2 separate regions of the Homo sapiens genome follow, and region 1 is linked to region 2. A link is an interaction called in ENCODE POLR2A ChIA-PET data of the cell type or tissue named here. Cell type or tissue: PC-9. All regions are shown on one strand.

Region 1 (8,000 bases), 650 kb after region 2:
CTAATTTTTGTATTTTTAGTAGAGCCAGGGTTTTACCACTTTGCCCAGGCTGGTCTCAAACTCCTGGGCTTAAGTGATTCTCCTGCCTTGGCCTCCTAAAGTGCTGGGATTACAGGCATGAGCCACCACACCCGGCCTCACTATTTTAAAACTCTGGCACAGTGCATGGCACATGATAAATTTCTAATAAATGTTTGTAGAAACAATGCAGATTTTTTCTTTTTTCTTTTTTCTTTTTTTTTTTTTTTTTGAGATGGAGTTTCACTCTTGTCACCCAGGCTGGAGTGCAATGGCGCGATCCCAGCTCACTGCAACCTCTGCCTCCGGGGTTCAAGCGATTCTTCTGCCTCAGGCTCCCAAGTAACTGGGATTACAGGCCTGTACCACCACGCCTGGCTAGTTTTTTTGTTTTTAGTAGAGATGGGGTTTCACGATGTTGGCCAGGCTGGTCTTGAACTCCTGACCTCAGGTGATCCTCCTGCCTCAGCCTCCCAAAGTGCTGGGATTACAGGCATGAGCCACCGCATCTGGCCTCACTGTTGTATTTCAAAACTCTGGCGTAGTGCTTGGCACATGATAAACGTCTAATAAATATTTGTAGAAAGAATGCAGAATATTTTTTTTTTCTGAGATGGAGTTTTACTCTTTTGCCCAGGCTGGAGTGCAATGGTGCAATTCTGGCTCACTGTAACCTCTAACTCCCAGGTTCAACTGATTCTAATGACTCAGCCTCCCAAGTAGCTGGAATTACAGGCATGTGCCGCCACGCCCTGCTAATTTTTGTGATGTTTTGTTTTGCTTTGTTTTGTTTTGTTTTGTTTTGTTTTGTTTTGTTTGAGACAGAGTCTGGCTGTGTCTCCCAGGCTGGAGTGCAGTGGCACAATCTCTGCTCACTGCAACTTCCGCCTCACGAGTTCAAGCGATTCTCCTGCCTCAGCCTCCTGAGTAGCTGGGACTACAGGAGCCCACCACCATGCCAAGCTAATTTTTGTATTTTTAGTAGAGACAAGGTTTCATCACATTGACCAGGCTGGTCTCGAACTCTTGACCTCAGGTGATCTGCCCTCCTCAGCCTCCCAAAGTGCTGGGATTGCAGGCATGAGCCACCGTGCCTGGCAATTTTTGTATTTTTAGCAGAGATGGGGTTTCGCCATGTTGGCCAGTCAGGGAAAGCATGCAGAATTTTTAAATGAATATTTAAGTAGCCGAATGAATGAATGTTTGAATAAAACATATCAAAAATCGGCTGGGCACTGTAGCTCATGCCTGTAATCCCAACACTTTGGGAGGCCAAGGTGGTGAGTTCCAGACCAGGCTGGCCAATATGGTGAAACCCCCATCTCTATTAAAAATACAAAAATTTGGCGAGGCGCAGTGGCTCATGCCTGTAATCCCAGCACTTTGGGAGGTCGAGGCGGGTGGATCACGAGGTCAGGAGATCGAGACCGTCCTGGCTAACACAGTGAAACCCCTTCTCTACTAAAAATACAAAAAATTAGCCGGGTGTGGTTGCAGGCGCCTGTAGTCCCAGCTACTCGGGAGGCTGAGGCAGGAGAATGGCCTGAACCCGGGATGCGGAGCTTGCAGTGAGCTGAGATTGCGCCACTGCACTCCAGCCTGGGCGACAGAGCGAGACTCCGTCTCAAAAAAAAAAAAAATACAAAAATTTGCTGGGCGTGGTGGAGTGTGCCTGTAGTCCCAGCTGCTCCAGAATGTGAGGTAGGAGAATTGCTTGAACCCGGGAGGTGGAGGTTGCAGTGAGCCGAGATCGCCCCACTGCACTCCAGCCTGGGTAACAGAGCAAGATTCCATCTCAAAAAAACCAAAAATCTTAAAAATATTTATTTATTTTATCTCTGAGCTTATTATTGGCCTCCTGCTCCCCAAAGGGTACCCTGCTTCTTCTGGCTTAACGTCTCAGAACTTTGGTGTCATTGGTCTCAGACACCACTTTGCCATCCACTATCCTGCGGGTGGTGGTCTTTTGGATGGTTTGCATGGAGTTGTCCAGGGCATCACCAAGATTGAAGTCCTTGCCGTCTTCCAGCAGGCAGGTAGGTGGCAATCTCAGCCTCTAGCTTGACCTTGATATTCAGCAGGGCCTCCTACTCCTGGGCCTGGCACTGTCCCTCTGCCCGGGTCTGTGCCAGCTCTGACTCCAGGTGCAGCAGGATCCCGTTGAGCTGCTCCATCTGCAGGGTGTACCGGGCCTCCATCTCCCTCAGGCTGTTCTCCAAGCTGGCCTTCAGATTTCTCATGGAGTCCAGGTCGATCTCCAAGGACTGGACTGTATGTCTCAGCTCCGTGAGCAGCATCTCAGCAGCTCCAACCTTGGCGGTCTGCGTGGTGACCACTGTGGTCTCTCCTCAATCTGCTGAGACCAGTACTTGTCTAGGTCCCCTCAGTTCTTTCAAGCCAGCTCATCATATTGGGCCTGGATGTCTGCTATGATCCTGGCAAGGTCCTGAGATTTGGGGTCATCTACCTCCACGGTCAACCCAGAGCTGGCAGTCTGAGCTTGTAGACCTTTTACTTAATCTTTGTGGTTCTTCTTCATGAAGACCAGCTCCTCCTTGAGAGCCTCGATCTCTGTCTCCAGCTGCAGCCAAGTGACATTGGTGTCATCAGTGAGCTTGCAGAGCCCATGGATGTAGTTCTTTACAGACTGGCACAGGGCCAGCTCTGTCTCATACTTGACTCCAAAGTCATTAGCAGCAAGACGGGCATTGTTGATCTACAGAAAGATGAAGGCATTGTCCACAGTATTTGCGAAGATCTGAGCCCTCAGGTCCTCGATGGTCTTGAAGTAATGGCTCCAGACTCTGACCTGGAGTCCCTTCTTCTCCAGATGCTCCCGGATTTTGCTCTCCAGCTTCCAGTTCTCGGTCTCCAAGCTCCTCACTCTGTCCAGGTAGGAGGCCAGGCGGTCGTTCAGGCTTTGCATGGCCTCCTTATAGTTCTGGGTGCCTCCCATTCCTGCCAGACCCCCGGCCATCCCAGCAGCCAGGCCCTGGAACCCAATGCCGAGCCGGAAGCTGGTGGAACGGGACACGGAGATCCAGGAACCAGAGCCCCCGGCACCTGCATAGATGCTGGCAGAGCTGCTGACTGGCCGAGCGCCGTAGCTGGGCACCTGGACAGAGCTCAGGGACCAGTAGCTGGTGGAGAAGGTGGAACGAATGGTGAAGCTCATTCTGTCCGGGGAGGAGTGAGAGGACAGGACTCAGGCTTTGCCGATGACTATTTATTTATTTTTTTAATTTATTTATTTATTAAGATGGAGTCTTGCTCCGTAGCCCAGGCTGGAGTGCAGTGGCGTGATCTCAGCTCACTGCAACCTCCGCCTCCCAGACTCAAGTGATTCTCATGCCTCAGCCTCCCAAGTAGCTGGGATTACAGATGTGTGCCACCACACCTGGCTAATTTTTTTTTTTAGTAGAGACAGGGTTTCACCATGTTGGCCAGGCTGATCTAAAACTCTTGACTTCAGGTGATCCTCAGGCATGAGCCACCACGCCCAGCCAAAAATATTTCTGTTTTTGATTCACTATTCATTCTTTTGAGATTTGTATTATGTGAACAGTATTAAATATGGGCAAGGCTTTATATATAACCATCTTTATTTTGGTCTTATTTATAAGGACAAAAGATGATCTAAATATCCAATAAAAAGGAAACATCAGTATATTAAGATGAGGTAAACTGTGCTTTCTTTCCCAAATCCAGCTTATCATCAGAATCCCCTGAGGAACTTTTATAAAAATAGAGATTTATGGGTCTTACTCTTGAGCTACTAAGTTAAGATCTCTGGGAGTGGAAATAGATTTCTCTCCCTCTCTCTTTTTTTTTTTTTTTTTTGGACAGAGTCTCACTCCCTCACCCAGTCTGGAGTTCAGTGGCTCGATCTCAGCTCACTGCAACCTCTGCCTCCCAGATTCAAATGATTCTTGTGTTTCAGCCTCCCAAGTGGCTGAGAGTACAGGTGCGCGCCACCACACCTGGCTAAGTTTTGTATTTGTAGTAGAGATGTGGTTTTCCCAGGTTGGCTAGGCTGGTCAAAAGCTCAAAAGATCTGCCTGCCTTAGCCTCCCAAAGTGTTGGGATTACAGGCGTGAGCCACCGTGCCAGCCAGATTTTTCTCTTTCATGATTAGCTGGGCTTTGGAACCACTGGGTTTAGTGGGAAGAATACAGATTCTGAAGACTGACCTTGCTGCTTGTCAGCTCTGTAACCTCAGGCAAATAAGTTTTCAGCCTTCCCTGAAGTCACTTTCCTCATCTGTAAAATACGAATCTCTGGAGGTGCTAATTACTGAATAAAATGATGTCTATAAAGCACCTGACATGCACATTAAGTAATTGCTATTATTGTTGGTATATTGGCACTATAGAATATTATACAGCTACTAAAATTAATCTTCCTGAAAAAAAAACATTGTTCTTCTCCTATGTATCAAAGTCCTAGAAGAAAGGACATGGTACACTCAAACTGGGTAATTTGAGGCGATTTAGCAAAGGGATCATTTGCAAAAGGTTTAGGGAAACCAATAAAGATTATTGCAGAACTTGGCCGGGCCCGGTGGCTCACACCCGTAATCCCAGCACTTTGGGAGGCAGAGGCGGGCAGATCACGAGGTCAGGAGATCAAGACCATCCTGGCGAACACGGTGAAACCCCGTCTTTACTAAAAATACAAAAAAAAATTAGCCGGGCGTGGTGGTGGGTGCCTGTAGTCCCAGCTACTCAGGAGGCTGAGGCGGGAGAATGGCGTTAACCCGGGAGGCGGAGCTTGCAGTGAGCCGAGATTGCGCCACTGCACCCCAGCCTGGGCGACAGAGAGAGACTCCGTCTCAAAAAAAAAAAAAGATTATTGCAGAACTTGTTGCAGCTGTCTATCAACAGCAGTTATCAAACATAGGCTGAAATGGAGATCCCAAGAAAGAGCATCTGAGAAGAGGTGAGACCTTCAGTAAAGGGGCACAGCCAACCCACCCCACTCCCTCAAAGGAGAAGGGAAATTAATACCCTATCATAGTGTCCCCATTAGGTAAACCCAAATAGAAGAGCTCAATAGAATCCATTGATGGAGTCCTCATGAGTCCCTCCTGAGACACAAAGCAGAATGAAGAAGAGAAGAGAGGCTCTGGACTAAAGAAGAGTACAAATCATCAGCTGGGCGCGGTGGCTCACACCTGTAATCCCAGCACTTTGGGAGGCCAAGGCAGGTGGAGCACCTGAGCCCAGGAGTTCAAGATCAGCCTGGTCAACATGGTGAAACCTCCTCTCTACAAAAAATACAAAAATTAGTCAGGCGAGGTGGTGCACACCTGTAATCCCAGCTACTAAGGCAGGGGGCTGCATGACAGAGCAAGATCTGGTCTAAAAAATAAAAATAAAAAATAACATACAAATCACATACATAAGTATTTCCACTGGGTACAAATATCCATAGAAATTTTATTGTAAGTAAATACTTCAACATTTTAATATCGGTTGCCTTTGGAAGATGGATTATTGATTACCTTTTCTTGCTCTTTCTAATTTTTTGAATTTTCTAAAGTTTCAACCACAATAATAGTATTTATTGAATATTATTGAATACTTACTGCTCTATGTATTTATGGGTGTATATAAATACATTTCATCTTTTTTTTTTTTTTTTGAGATGGAATCTCACTCTGTCTCCCAGGCTGGAGTGCAGTGGCATGATCTCGGCTCACAGCAACTTCTGCCCCCCAGGTTCAAGCGATTCTTCTGTCTCAGGCTCCCGAATACCTGGGGCTACAGGCGTGCACTACCACTCCCAGCTGATTTTTGTATTTTTATTGTTATTGTTTTTTTTTTTTTTTTTTTTTTTTTGGAGACAGAGTCTCACTTGACATGTCACCCAGTCTGGAGTGCAGTCATGCGATGTTGGCTCACCGCAACCTCCACCTCCTGGCTTCAAGAGATTCTCCTGCCTCAGCCTCCCAAAAAGCTAAGATTAGAGGCTGGGCGTTGGAACCATGGGCTGGGCTTTGCCAGCTAATTTTTGTATTTTTAGTAGAGATGGAGTTTTACCATGTTGGCCAGGCTGGTCTCAAACTCCTGACCTCAGGTGATCTGCCTGCCTCAGCCTCCCAAAGTGCTGGGATTACAGGTGTGAGCCACTGCGCCTGGCTAATTTTTGTACTTTTAGTAGAGATGGGTTTTCACCATCTTAGCGAGGCTGGTTTCGAACTCCTGCCCTCAAGTGATCTGCTGTCCTCAGACTCCCAAAGTGTTGGGATTACAGGCTTAAGCCACTGCACCTGGCCCATTTCATCTTCGTAGCAACCCTATGAGGTAGGTACTATTATCATCCTCACATTATGGACAACAAAATTCCAACTAGAGAGGTTAAGTGACATCCAAAGTTGTATAACCGCAAGTAAACTATGGAGCCATGACTTAAATATAGCCATTCTGCTACAGTCTTCGTACTTTTAAAAACACTACTTTGTTATGTTCACGGTAGGTAACAAGAAAGATCTTTGGCCGGGTGCGATGGCGCACACCTGTAATCCCAGCACTTTGAGAGGCCAAGGCGGGCGGATCATGAGGTCAGGAGATCGAGACCATCCTAGCTAACACGGTGAAACCCCGTCTCTACTAAAAATACAAAAAAATTAGCCGGGTGTGGTGGCAGGTGCCTGTAGTCCCAGCTACTTGGGAGGCTGAGGCAGGAGAATGGCGTGAACCCAAGAGGCAGAGCTGGCAGTGAGCTGAGAATGTGCCACTGCACTCCAGCCTGGGGGACAGAGCGAGACTCCATCTCAAAAAAAAAAAAAAAAAAAAGAAAGATCTTTACTTGGGGAAAAATAATTAATGTTTTTTGGTTTTTTGGTGTGTCTGTGAGACAGGGTGTTTCTCTGTAGCCCAGGTTGGAGCGCAGTGAGTCACTACAACCTCAACCTCCGAGGCACAAGCTATCCTCTTACCTCAGCCTCTCAAGTAGCTGGGACTAAAGGTATGCTTCACCATGCCTGGCTAACTTTTCCTTTTCTTTTTTCTTTTTTTTTTTTGAGATAGAGTTTCCTTCTGCTGCCCAGGCTGGAGTACAGTGGCACGGTCTCAGTCCACTACAGCCTCAACCTCCTGGGCTCAAGCAATCTTTCCACCTCAACCTCCCAAGTAACTGAGATTACAGGCAGGCACCATCATGCCTGGCTAGTTTTTGTATGTAGAGATGGGGTCTCACTACATTGCCCAGGCTGGTCTCAACCTCCTGGGCTCAAGCAATCCTCCTATCTGGGCCTCCAAAAGTGCTAAGATTATAGGCGTGAGCCACCATGCCCAGCCCACTTTAATTTGTTTTAAAGAAAAACATTTTTATTGTATATTTTCCTGGTATTCAATAAATATTAAAAACATACAATGATATAATACTATGTATAATAAACTGTAATAGATAATAAAAATATGTATAGTTTTGATTCACTAATCTCATTTCTTCTTCCTTTGTAATAAAATCCTGGCTGGGCACAGTGGCTCATGCCTGTAATCCCAGCAATCTGGGAGGCCAAGGTAGGTGGATCATTGAGGTCAGGAGTTCAAGACCAGCCTGGCCAACATGGTGAAACCCTGTCTCTACTAAAAATACAAAAAAAATTAGCCTGGTGGCTGGGCACGGTGGCTCACGCCTGTAATCCCAGCACTGTGGGAGACCGAGGCAGGCGGATCACTTGAGGTCAGGAGTAGACGTCCAGGAGTTCGAGACCAGCCTGGCCAACATGGCGAAACCCCTCCTCTACTAAAAACACAAAAATTACCTTTTCTTGCTCTTTCTAATTGTTTGAATTTTCTAAAGTTTCAACCACAATAATAGTATTTATTAAATATTATTGAATACTTACTGTATTTATGTATTTATGTATTAAATACAGTAAGTATTATGAATACTTACTGTATTTATGTATATACACCCATAAATCTATGTATTTATGGGTGTATAAATACATTTCATCTTTTTTTTTTTTCAGA
Region 2 (8,000 bases):
CAAGCCTGGGAAATATAATACTACCCTGTCTCGTGGCCGGGCGCAGTAGCTCACGCCTGTAATCCCAGCACGTTGGGAGGCCGAGGTGGGCAGATCACTTGAGGTCAGGAGTTCGAGACCAGCCTGGCCAACATGGTGAAACCCCCTCTCTACTAAAAACACAAAAATTAGCTGGGCATGGTGGCAGGCGCCTATAGTCCCAGCTACTCGGGAGCCTGAGGCAGGAGAATTGATTGAACCTGGGAGGTGGAAGTTGCATGAGCTGAGATCACGCCGCTACACTCCAGCCTGGTGACAGAGCAAGATTGTCTCAAAAAAAATAAATAAATAAAGTAAAATAATAATAATAATAATAATAATAATAATAATAATACCCTGTCTCTACTAAAAAAACAAAAGTAAAGGCTAGGCGCAGTGGCTCACGCCTGTAATCCCAGCACTTTGAAAGACTGAGGCGGGCAGATCACAAGATCAAGCGATCGAGACCATCCTGGCCGATATGGTGAAACCCTATCTCTACCAAAAATACAAAAATTAGCTGGGCATGGTGGTGCGCACCTGTAATCCTAGCTACTCAGGAGGCTGAGGCAGGAGAATCACTTGAATCAGCGAGTTGGAGGTTGTAGTGAGCCGAGATCGCGCCACTGCGCTCCAGCCTGGGTGACAAGAGTGAGCTCTCGTCTCAAAAAAAAGAAAAGAAAAGAAAAGAAAAGTAAAAATTAGCTGGGTATGGTGGCTTGTGCCTATTGTCCTAGCTACTCAGGAAGCTGAGGAGGGAGGATCGCTTGAGCCCAGAAGTTTAAAGCTGCAGCGAGCTATGATCGTGCCACTGCACTCCAGCCTGAGTGACAGAGGAGATCTTGTCTCTAAAGGAAAAAAAGACCAGGCATAGTGGCTCATGCCTGTAATCCCAGCAGTTTAAGAGGCCGAGGCTGGCAGATTGCTTGAGTCCAGGAGTTTGAGACCAGCCTGGGCAACATAGCGAAACCTCATCTCTATTTCAAAAAAAAAATTAAAAATAAAGATATTTAAAGAATTAAAGGAACACATGTAAATATGTTCAAAATAAAGGAAAATATTATCTTAATGAGTAAGTAGGGAACCTCAGCAGAGAAATGGAAACTCTAAAAAAGAAGCAAATGCAAACTCTAGAACTGAAAGGCAAAATAAAATAACAAAACTCACTGGAAAGACTTAACAGCAGACGGAAGATGGCAAAACAGTCAGTAAACCCAAAGACCAACCAATAAGAATTATCCTATTCGAAAAACAGAGAAAAAAGATTGGAAAAAAATTAATACAGCCTCAGAGACCTGGAGGACAATATTAGACCTACATGTAACTGATGTCCCAAAAAAAGACAGTGAGAATGGGACAGAAAAATAACGGAAGAACGAATGGCCCAACATTTCCCAAAGTTGATGAAAATATCAATAAATCCAAGAAGCTCAGTGAATCCCAAGCAATATAAATACAAAGAAAATCCATACCTTAGCTCATCCTCCCCAGATTGTCCAACAAATTTTATTTTTAGAAATAAAGAAAAAATGGGGCCGTGCAAGATGGCTCACGCCTGTAATCCCAGTACTTTGGAGGCAGAGGTGGGTGGATCACCTGAGGTCAGGAGTTTGAGACCAGCCTGACAAACACCATGAAACCCTGTCTCTACTAAAAATAGAAAAATTAGCTGGGTGTGGTGGCGGGTGCCTGTAATCCCAGCTACTCAAAAGGCTGAGGCAGGAGGATCCCTTGAACCCAGGAGGTGGAGGCTGCAGTGAGCCAAGATTGCGCCACTGCACTACAGCCTGGGCTATAGAGCGAGACGCCATCTCAAAACAAAACAAAAAAAACTTCACTTTTCTAGGCACATTTGTTCATCTCCATTTCCATTACATTAGGTCAGGCTTTTACTGGCTATAGTTAGAAGCTCAGATTTAGGAATCCAGTGGTCTGGGTTTGAATTTTGGCTTTAACCACTTACTAGATGTGACTATGGGCACGTTCTTTGACTTCTCTGAGCCTTAGTTACACAGTCTGTAAAACAGGAATAATAATAAACCTATCTGTGGAGATTTTTTTTTTTTTAGATAGAGTCTCACTCTGTTGCCCAGGCTGGAGTGCAGTGGCGTGATCTCAGCTCACTGCAACCTCTGCCTCCCGGGTTCAAGGGATTCTCCTGCCTCAGCCTCCTGAGTAGCTGGGATTACAGGAACCCACCACCACGCCTGGCTAATTTTTGTATTTTTAGTAGAGATGGGGTTTCACCATGTTGGCCAGGCTGGTCTCGAGCTCCTGACCTCAGGTGATCTTCCCTCCTCGGCCTCCCAAAGTGCTGGGATTAGAGGAGTGAACCACCATGCCTGGCCAATCTGTGGAGATTTTTAAGGTTGCATAGAAATATTCAGTGTCGCCACTGTGAGAGTCCCAGGTGGACTGTGTTATGCTATAATTACAGGTATCCCCCAGGCTAAAAGAACAGAAGCTATTTGGAATATTGCCAGTTGCCATGGCAGAGGGGAAAAGAGTCTTCTGACACATTATGGTCTAGCTCTTAGTCCTTAAAGTTTTGGCTGGGTGTGGTGGCTCATGCCTGTAATCCCAGCCCTTTGGGAGGCCGAGGTTTGCGGATCACCTGAGGTCAGGAGTTTGAGGCCAGCCTGATCAACACGACAAAACCTCGTCTCTACTAAAAATACAAAAATTAGCTAGGCATGGTGGAGGGTGCCTGTAGTCTCAGCTACTGGGGAGACTGAGGCGGGAGAATCACTTGAACCCAGTAGGTGGAGGTGTTGCAGTGAGCCGAGATCGTGCCACTGCACTCCACTCCAGCCTGGGTGACAGAGTAAGACTCGTCTCTGGAAAAAAAAAAAATTAGCTAGGCATGGTAGCTCGTGCCTGTAGTTCCAGCTACTTGGGAGGCTGAGGCACAAGAATCCCTTGAACCCGGGTGGTGCAGGTTTCAGTGAGCTGAGATTGTGCCACTGCCCTCCAGCCTGGGTAACAGAGTGAGACTCCATCTCAAAAAAAAAAAAAAAAAAAAGAAAAAGAGATTTCAGTATGGATTTTGGAGGATCACCAAATTCAGATCATAGCAATACTTGTGCTATAAAAGCCAAATGCAGAGTCCTGTGTTAAGGAACTCCACCAAAGTACATGAGAAGGAAGAAGAAGCAGCAGCTTTGCCAAAATGATTTGATAAAAGAGAGAAATAATGTATTCAGAGAAAAGGGGAGGAACTCAATCTTTGTCTAAGGTGAACTTCCAAATCAACTCATTAATAAATGCTCCAATAAAAACAGTGTACTTGTTATGCGTGAAATGCTGTTTTAATATTCATACATATAAGAAAGGTAATGATAGGTGTTTACCATAGACTGTTTGGAGTCTGATCTTTTTTTTTTTTTTGAGACGGAGTCTCGCTCTGTCACCCAGCCTGGAGTGCAGTGGCGTGATCTCCGCTCACTGCAACTTCCGCCTTCCCAGTTCAAGCTATTCTCTTGCCTCAACCTCCTGAGTAACTGGGATTACAGGCACACGCCACCACGCCTGGCTAATTTTGTATTTTTAGTAGAGACAGGGTTTCTCCATGTTGGTCAGGCTGGTCTTGAACTCCCGACCTCAGGTGATCCGCCTGCCTCGGCCTCCCAAAGTGTTGGGATTATAGGCATGAGCCACAGCCCTGGCACCGGAGTCTGGTCTTATACTTGATTCACTGAGTAGCTCAGTTACTTAGTTGCTCCCTGCATCAAAGAGGCTCTTATAGTAATAGCAGCTATTAGCAGCTGGCAACTATTTTACACACATACATCATCTCTAATTTTCAAAAGAGTTCTGCAAGGAAGGCATTTGTTGTAGGCAGAATGTCTAAAATGGACCCTAAAGATGTCCTTTATCTCTGGAACCTGTGAATATGATGAGATTTCACTCTGATGATTATATTATGTTGTATGGCACAGTTGACCTTAAGAAAGAGTGATTATCTGGGTGAACATGAGCTGCTAAAGCAGAAAGCGGCAGGCATGGTGGCCCATGCCTGTAATCCCAGCACTTTGGGAGGTCAAGGCAAGAGGATCACTTGAGCCCAGGAGTTTAAAATCAGCCTGGGCAACATAGCGAGATCCCCACTCTACAAAATAAATAAGTAGATAAAAAAAAGAATAAAAGCAGAGAGCTTTCTCTGGCTGAGAGCAGAAGTCAGATGTTTTCCAAGTGTCAGAAGGGTTAGGTGTGTAGTTGCTGCTTTGGAATAGAGGGTCACTGTGGAGGAAGGGGGCAGGCTTAAGGAGCTGAGAAATGGCCTCTGCTGACAGCCAGTGAGGAAACAAGGCCTCGGTCCCACAACTGCAGGAACCTACATTCTGCTGACAACAGGGATGAGCTTGGAGGAAGACCCTGAGCTCTAGGTGAGGACACGGACAACCAACATCTTGATTTCAGCGTTTCAAGGCTCTTAGCAGAAAACCTGGTTACGCCATCTGGGGCCTCTGGCCTACAGCACTGTGAAATGATGAGTGGGAGTAGCTCTTACCCTCTAGATCTGTGCTAATTTATTACACAGCAGTAGAAAACTAATAAAGCATTCATACCCTCCTCCTGCAGAGGAGGAAACTGAGGTTCAAGGAAGTTTAGTAAATGTGGTGAAAACTATCTTGAGAATGTGGTTAGGGCAGGATTTGATGCAGGCAGACAGACCTACCCACGTCACCATTCAGTAATGTGTTAACCAACCAAGATCCACAGGATGCAAAAGGAATAAAGCTCTTGATAGAGGGAAGGATGACTCAGCTTTCTACTCAGTTTTAGAATGACTCGGATTCTTATTTACTATTGGCTGAACAATGGCTTGGGTTTCTGCAAGGATCTTGATCTGTGGGAGTGGCTCCCACGTATCTGCTCTGTTGAGATGTATTAGCTTGTCTCCTTTTTTCGCTACAAGCATTAGATGACTGATTTCCAAACGAGTGAAGCTGAATGGATTTAGCCAGATTAACATTCTAACAGCAAGAAACAGGGGAAGAAAAGGCAAATCCTGGGGCGCTTTGTTAACACACGGAATCACTCACACAAACATACTCAGGAAAAGCCTTCTCTCCGAGGCCTAGCTTTGTAGATATTCAGCTTCCTGAAGACACGCCAGTTTTAAAAGGAGGAGTTCCAAAGAGCACTTACCATCAGGACCTGGCCCCAGCTCTTCATGTGACCTTTCCTTCCTCTTTCCGGCTCACTCCACTCCAGCCGCAGGACCTCTGGACCCTCCCTTGAGTTATGCTAAACTCCTGCCTGCCTTGGGCCACTGTGCCTCTGTTCTCTTTGGCGTGGAATATTCTTTCTCTAGTTCATGTCGTTAATTCACTCAGATCTCTGCTCAAGTGGCATCTGACTGGAGTGTCTTTCCCTGACCAACTTATTTAAAGCAGCGCTGTTCCCTGCCCGTCACTGTCTCCTTATCCTGCTTTATTCTTTTTTTTTTTTTTTTTTTGAAGAGGGGGTCTTGCCCTGTCTCCCGGGCTGGGGTGCAGTGGCACGATCTCGGCTCACTGCAACCTTCACCTCCCAGGTTCGAGCGATTCTCGCGTCTCAGCCTCCCAAGTTGCTGGGACTACAGGTACGTGCCACCATGCCTGGCTAATTTTTGTATTTTTAGTAGAGATAGGGTTTCACCATGTTGGCCAGGCTGGTCTCGAACTCGTGACCTCAGGTGATTCACCCACCTTGGCCTCCCAAAGTGCTGAGATTACAGGCGTGAGCCACCGCGCCGGCCCCTGCTTTATTCTTCTTCATAGCACTTTGGCTACCTGATATGCCTCAGATGTACAAATATGTTTATTTGTTTGTCATTGCCTTTCTCCCGCATGAGGTTTTGTTTTATTCATTGCTGTATTCCCAGTATCCACAATAATTTACAGCACATAGTAGGGAATCAAATATTTGTTGAATGAATTAATGAATCAAGAACAAAAGCACTGCATCTGTTAAATGATTTGGCATTCCTGAGCTATTTCTGCACCTAATCTCTCTCTCTCTCTCAGGGGTATTTGCTAATGGGTCTAATATGGGAAAGATACTTAATTCCATGGTTGTACAAAATCTAGAATACAGAAGATTAAAACCTGGAGACAAGGCCGGGTGCAGTGGCTCAAGCCTGTAATCCCAGCACTTTGGGAGACTGAGGTGGGCAGATCATCTGAGGTCGGGAGTTCAAGATCAGCCTGACCAACATGGAGAAACTCCATCTCTACTAAAAATACAAAATTAGCCAGGCATTGTGGCACACGCCTGTAATCTCAGCTACTTGTGAGGCTGAGGCAGGAAAATCGCTTGAACCTGAGAGGCGGAGGTTGGAGTGAGCCAAGACTGCACCATTGTACTCCAGCCTGGGCCACAAGAGCGAAACTCCGTCTCAAAAAAAACCAAAAAAACAAAAACCTGGAGACAGTGTGGTGTAAGAATGAAGTCCTTCAGGCCAGGCGCAGTAGCTCACGCCTGTAATCCCACCACTTTGGGAGCCGAGGTGGGTGGATTGCCTGAGGTCAGGAGTTCAAGACCAGCCTGGCTAGCATGGTGAAACCCCGTCTCTACTAAAAATACAAAAATTAGCCGGGTGTGGTGGCACACACCTGTAGTCTCAGCTACTCAGGAGGCAGGAGAATCACCTGAACCCAGGAGGCGGAGGTTGCAGTGAGCTGAAATGGCAACACTGCACTCCAGCCTGGTGGTGACAGAGTGAGATTCCGCCTCAAAAAAAAAAAAACAAAAAAAAAAACGAATGAAGTCCTTCCTTGCCTTTCAATAGGCGTGTGACCTAGGAAAAGTCATTTACTTCTTTTAGCACCAGATGTCTTATCTTTTAAATGCGGGTAATGATAGGGTGCTGTTTGGAAGGACTAGAGCAGATGGGATCTGGCGATTTCTTCTTACACTAAGATACTTTGAAATTAGAGCTCAGTTGGTAGGGAATTAGGAAATGTTGGTTTTAGCCCTATGTTAAATGTAAACTGAGTGTATAACATAGGGCTAGTCCTTTAACCTCTCTAGAACTCCAGATAAACCAGAATTTCTTTGAGGTCCCTTTGAGGTCAGCTCTCAATCACCTGCAGGCATTGGGAGGAACCAGGTTGACCAGATGTCCTGGTGTTTGTGAGACCTTAATCTCTGTCCCTCCAGGGCTTGAGTCCACCTGTTGTTTGGTAGAGGTGAGGCTTGTAAAGTAGGTATTTTCTGTAAGTATTTTCAGTAAGTATTTTCTGAGCACATGTTTTGTGTCATGTGCTGGGGATACCACAGTGAACAATGCAGACAAGGCCCCTGTCCTCTCACATTCTAGGGATAAGAAACAGACAATAAACAGGTAAATGGAAAATAAATCAAGACCGGGCGCAGTGGCTCACGCCTGAAATCTCAGCCATCTGGGAGTCCGAGGTGTGCGGATCACCTGAGGTCAGGAGTTCGAGACTAACCTGGTCAACATGGTGAAATCCCCCATCTCTACTAAAAATACAAAAATTAGCCGGGCATGGTGGCGCACGTGTGTAATCCCAGCTACTCGGGAGGCTGAGGCAGGAGAATCGCTTGAACCCGGGAGGCAGAGGTTGCAGTGAGCCAAGATCACACCACTGCACTCCAGCCTGGGTGATAGAGTGAGACAGTCTCAAAAAAAAAAAAAAGAAAGTAAAAAAGAAAATAAATCAAGACTAGTGTGATATTGCAGTATAATAAAAAATATATATTTAGTCTTTGTCTTCATTTCCCGCCTAGAGCTCCTAAAACCTTTGTAATTTCCCAAGTGATAATTTGAAAAGAGTGTCTTTTGTTACTCATAAAAAGCCCCTTTCAACTATACCTGAGTTTTTTGTTTTGTTTTTGTTTGGTGACAGGGTCTCACTCTGTCACCCAGACTGGAGTGCAGTGGCATGATCACAGCTCGCTGCAGTCTCGATTTCCTGGGCTCCAGCAATCCTCCTGCCTCAGCCTCCCAAATAGCTGGGACTACAGGCACATGT

Evidence for each region. ChIA-PET counts read pairs that join two places held together with the same protein. Peaks named below come from ENCODE experiments on the same cell type or tissue, not always from the same donor. Only the 100,000 strongest peaks of a DNase experiment are listed, where the experiment ranks them.
Region 1: POLR2A ChIA-PET joins it to region 2 with 10 read pairs; 2 of 35 experiments call an interaction of 5 or more read pairs at or near these places.

The regions. Positions count from the first base shown.
Region 1 is chr4:40,015,433-40,023,432 of GRCh38, reverse strand. It overlaps the pseudogene KRT18P25. Among named protein-coding and RNA genes, the nearest start is that of N4BP2, 37 kb to the left of the region's middle. In PC-9, no CTCF peak of the experiment used is centred here; a DNase peak (open chromatin) is centred at 702; H3K27ac peaks cover 990 bases.
Region 2 is chr4:40,669,855-40,677,854 of GRCh38, reverse strand. No RefSeq gene overlaps it. Among named protein-coding and RNA genes, the nearest start is that of RBM47, 44 kb to the right of the region's middle. RefSeq lists an enhancer at 4,374-5,573. In PC-9, no CTCF peak of the experiment used is centred here; DNase peaks (open chromatin) are centred at 2,494, 4,804 and 7,084; H3K4me3 peaks cover 2,100 bases; H3K27ac peaks cover 6,581 bases.